Regions from separate parts of the Mus musculus genome. Here region 1 is linked to region 2. A link is a loop called in an ENCODE intact Hi-C map of the cell type or tissue named here. Cell type or tissue: heart. All regions are shown on one strand.

Region 1 (2,500 bases), 73 kb before region 2:
CCTTTGTGCCTTTAGCTCTTACTGATTCCCTTCATTAATCCCAAGCAAGTGAGTCTGTCTGAGTCAGCTGAGAAGTAAAGTTTTTCTGCACAAAAGACAGCTAAGTTAGCATACTTTTCTGACGGCAAGAACAGTAGCAAATATCAGGAGACTGAGGTAAACTGGCAATGGCATAAAACTACAGTCTGGTTTATCTGTGTCATAGTTTATGATGGTTTGTTTGTAAAAGAAGTGTGTCTTCTGTGTCTGCCTAACTTTTTCCCTAAGGATAAGACAGATTTAGATTTCTTTTCTCTTTCAGAAAAGAGGTGACGATTTTGAAACTGTCTCCTTCTGGCTCTCTAACACATGTCGATTTTTGCACTGTTTGAAGCAATATAGTGGAGAGGAGGTGAGAAAACCTTAGTGGTAAAAACAACATGTTTTACTTTTTTTGACCTTTTAAAGGGAAAGTTTAAAAATGTTTGAATCATGTTAATTTAATTTCCAAACCCCCAAACAGGAAATGCACTGCTTTGATGATGTTTGCTGTCTCATGGTGAATGGGGCAGTGATGTAGCTTCTTCCTTCCTAGCATTTAAAGACAGCATGTCAAAAGCAAGCCAAGCACCATTCAGAGAGTAATTACCAGAAAACAAGTTGTTCTTTACATGTTGTGTTAGTTTATGAGTTTAGGATTGGGATATAGAATTGTTTAAAGAAATGAATCTTTTTAGGCTAAGTTCCTTAAAGGCAACCAACAGGGGCTAGAGAGATGGCTCAGTGGTTAAGAACACTGACTGCTATTCTGAAGGTCCTGAGTTCAAATCCCAGCAACCACATGGTGGCTCACAACCATCCGTAATGAGATCTGACACCCTCTTCTGGTGTGTCTGAAGACAGCTACAAGGTACTCACATATAATAATAAATAAATCTTAAAAAAAAACAACCAACAAAAAATTGTTTATACGCCTGGGCATGGAGGTAGAGAGAGTTGGGTCTCTGAGTTCAAGGACAGCCAGAGCTACACAGAAATCCTGTTTTGAAAACAAAAAAAGAATCACATATGTATCTGTTTGTAGTGAAGTGTTTATTTGTTGTTTGATAGAGTTTAGCCAAGTATAAATCTAAAGTATTGATTAAACTAAAAGCTACTTACTGTGTGTCTAACAGTACTCAGTATATTTTGACATGTAATTGATACAATCATTGGCAGTAAACCCATTTTACAGATGAGGCTCAGTGAGATTCATCCATTAGTCTGTAACCTCTTGACACAAGGAGCAGAGCTGTGACTCTGCATCTGCACAGCTCAGAGACCTGTTGCCTGACCTCACCCCATCCCATCTCCCCATTCTTTGTCAGAAAGGCAGCAAAGAAACTGGTCAGTAATACTCTCTGACAGGCAGAACAAAGGACTGTCACGGCAGGATGGCAGGATATACAGAGATGAGCAGGACATCTAGAACTTGGGCCTGAGGGAGCAGAATCCTGAGAAAGGCCATGAAGGTGATCCTCCTGGCCCCTCATTTAGACTGCGTTATCCACTAAGCTACTCTGTCATTAGGTGGGGCCAGTGAGCCATATACTTAGGGGAAAGTGACTGGAAGATGCACTGCCTTTCTGGGGAGCTCTCCTTCTAAGCCAATGCTATTTGAAAGACTTTTCTAAGAGCTGACTGAAATCATCATGTAGATACCATGAGTTAGAATAAAATGACAAAGCTCAATTGTTTTCTAGTTCATAAAGAAACTATTCTAATCAAGAAGTTTATGCATGTTCCTCTGGGTGTAATTATATGCATAGGACTGTATTTAAAGAGTTAAAGAGTGTTTTCAATTATTTACTTAGTGTTTGGCAGTAGACCTGCTGTTTTATCAATCACATATGTTCTTTCCTTAAGTTAAATTTCCCCATCTTGCTGCTAGAAAGCCTTAAGTATAGATTGCCAAGGTCCTCTGTCATTCAAAGCTAAATAGAAGAGGGTAATGCAGGTGTGAAAACACAGGCAACAGCATTGAGAATAGTGACCCTGGCACGAGGTAGAAGGGATGAGCAGGATGCAGAGTGAGGCAGACAGAGACATTGGCTTCCTGTGCACCACTAACATTGTGTTGATTCTAGGGCTTTATGAAGCACAACACGTCTCGCCAGAATGAGCACTGCCTCACCAATTTTGACCTTGCTGAATATCGGCAAGTACTGAGTGACTTGGCCATTCAGATCTATCAGCAGCTTGTGAGGGTGTTAGAGAACATTCTTCAGCCAATGATAGGTAAGACCAGTGTCGCTGAGCATCATGGGTGCTTGCTGACAAATGAGGTCAGTGGTACGTACGTGTGACAGGCATGAGTTCATGTGGAGAACATAAAGCGGTAACTGCGACAGAAGTCAGGCTCCACGTGTCTGAAGCACTGGGATCCGTGTTGACTTCCTCTCTAAAGACTAAGCTCTGTCTTCTCTCTAGCAGTAGACTTTGCTCCTTCGTCTAATTGTCAGAAAGACTTCCAGCTACTGTG
Region 2 (2,500 bases):
GGGAGGTGGCCCGCCTAAGCAAGCAGGCAAAGGTGTGTGCTGCCTTCTAGCTCCTCCAGAGATGCCCTTGATCTTCACAGAAACAGTAGAAATGCAGAGATTTGGGTACAGAGGGACCCCAGTGGGCTGTTCTTTTGTTAAGAGATTTATTAACACCAAAGAGGGGTTCTAAAGAGAGCTCAGAAGAGGCGTTGCTAGGGAACCCCTTCTTACAGATTCAGGCAAAATGAGGAGGATGGGTAGCCTGTACCCAGGTTATCCTGGATTCCTGGGTGGCAGGGGAGGAGGTATTGGTTCAGCCCTTTAGCTAAGTAAGATGTGTCCATCATACAGGAGGTGCCCCCTGTAACTCTGTCTTGCTAGGGTGTTTGGAAACAACCTTTGGGGAAGTGAGAGTCTGAGTCACAGAGGGTGCTCTCCTTTCTAGCCCCATCTTACTTTAACATCTATATATTCCCAAGGGATCAGACAACAGGAGCATCCATACAGACTGAAGGCACACAGCACCCGGGTACTCAGTTCTCTCCGTCCCAGCCTCTGGGCTGTCTGAAAATGTATTTCATATTTGAAAAGTCAGGTTCTAACACTCTAAGATTGTAACTATACAGTTACTTAAATAGATTGACTAAAAGAATACTACCTATTTAAGTTATAAATTCAGGTGAACCCTTATTGTTTATCATATTATAAACTTATGAATTCTTGTACTGAAGTGAAATTGTTGCTATCCACCATTTACACTGTTACATGAAAATTCACATGGGTGATCAGGAGGACTTCAGGTCTGGGGATGCAGCCTGATTAGTAGACTGCCTTTTTAGCACACAGGAGGCTCCAGCTTTGACTCCCAGAGCACCAAAGTCAGAAACAGTGTCGCACTTCTGTAATCCTAGCATGTGGGTGCTGGGAATCAAGCCCATGCCCTTTGGAAGAGCAGCCAGTGCTCTTAACTGTAGGGCCATCTCTCCAGGCTGATCTTAAATCGGGGGAACTGTGAGCCTGCACTTGGAGGGAGGCACCAGTAGATGTCACTCTCTTCCTCTGATGCTTTAAGAGGTCTGGTTTTCAGAGCTCTTGAAGGTCATTGTCAAGCTCTCTGTGATGCGATCTGAAGAAAATAAGGAAGTGTAAACATTACCTGAAATATGTAAAGAACCAAGAAAAGAACCAAGGCTTCAGCCTGGGCAGTCCTGTGAGCTTGACACATGATCCCAAATGTGTCATTTAACCTTCAGTTCATTTTCTAATCGATGCGGGCTCAGCTTGTTCCACTCACTTCGAGGCCTGCTAGGAGGACTAGGTGTCGAAGTGGAGCACTAGTATTTGATCCCCTCCCTCTCTGAATTGGGAGCTAGAACCTGTCAATACTCCGAATAACAATATTTGAGGAGGGCTTTTTACCCCTGCTACCCCTGAGAATATCTCTATCTGTCTTAGCTACAAAATATGAAAAATACCTTCCTCGAGATGAACTTGCAGAGTGAACAGAGGTGGATGCAGCCCCTTTAACAAGCAGAGATGCTCATGGGAAACTGTCCCTGGTGGTCTTCCCAGGCTGCTTAGCCTCCCCTGCCTCTGTGACAAAACGCCTCCTAGCAATGTACCTTCGCCTTCCGACCTGCAGTTTTACCCGTCTTGCCCTCTGCCTGTCTCATGGCAAACTTGTGATTGTTTCCTTCCGTTACAACAGGGAAGCTCATTCCTGCATCCAGGTAGGCCTGCAAACAGTTGCACAGTTGAGCTGCTTCAGGGCAAGATGTGAGGCTGTGAGAGTAGATAAGATTCCTGCTAGGAAGCCGCATGGAGGCGGGAGGCCACCATATGCTCTGTGACGGGGTGTGCCCTTGCCTGATGAGAAGTGTAACGGCTGTTTTCTCTGCACTGGATCTGTTTGCGGCTCTGATTTAGACCATCTCTGAGTTTGAGAAGGAGATAGAGCTGCTGCAAGCCCAGAAGATAGATGTGGAAAAGCACGTGCAGTCACAGAAACGGGAGATGAGAGGTACCAGGGGCATGGACTGGTTACTGGGTAGTCTGGGCAGCTTGCTAGTTGGATACCTAAGAGGGTGGCCAGCTGGTAGGCCGTAGAAACAACTGCAGAGATGCCATGGGGGTGAAGTCATGCCCAAATTCAATGTCTGCTGCTCTCTCTTTCCTTCTAGAACGGATGTCAGAGGTCACCAAGCAGCTTTTGGAGAGCTATGACATCGAAGATGTTAGAAGCAGGTAATCGATTTTACATTATCAGACATTTACAAATGTAAAACAGATTGGAGGCATGACTCGGCAAAGTGTTAACATGTGAGTGTGATCCCAAGAGTCCGTGCATTTCAGAAGAAGACTCACATGCGTGTAACCCACCAATGGGGAGGTAGAGACAGAAGAATCCCTGCACTTACCGAGAAGCTAGTGTAGCCTACTCAGTGAGGTCCAGGCCACTGAGAGACCCTGCTTCAAAATGGTCTTGGGGGTTGGAAAGACAGATGGTTTCGTGGGTAAG

Evidence for each region. Hi-C counts contacts between places; a loop is a spot of excess contacts. Peaks named below come from ENCODE experiments on the same cell type or tissue, not always from the same donor. Only the 100,000 strongest peaks of a DNase experiment are listed, where the experiment ranks them.
Region 1: a loop joins it to region 2, with 2.9 times the contacts of the local background. A loop is called at or near these places in 7 of 42 quality-filtered maps.

The regions. Positions count from the first base shown.
Region 1 is chr9:75,208,913-75,211,412 of GRCm38, forward strand. Myo5a (myosin VA) reads left to right here. Exons shown (of 41, transcript NM_010864.2): 36 at 302-391; 37 at 2,106-2,256. Among named protein-coding and RNA genes, the nearest start is that of Myo5c, 22 kb to the right of the region's middle. In heart, a CTCF peak has its summit at 1,537; no DNase peak of the experiment used is centred here.
Region 2 is chr9:75,281,985-75,284,484 of GRCm38, forward strand. It overlaps Myo5c (myosin VC), which reads left to right. Exons shown (of 41, transcript NM_001081322.1): 25 at 1-32; 26 at 1,909-2,002; 27 at 2,163-2,226. Among named protein-coding and RNA genes, the nearest start is that of Gnb5, 23 kb to the right of the region's middle. In heart, a CTCF peak has its summit at 1,021 (motif pointing right); no DNase peak of the experiment used is centred here; H3K27ac peaks cover 492 bases; H3K27me3 peaks cover 522 bases.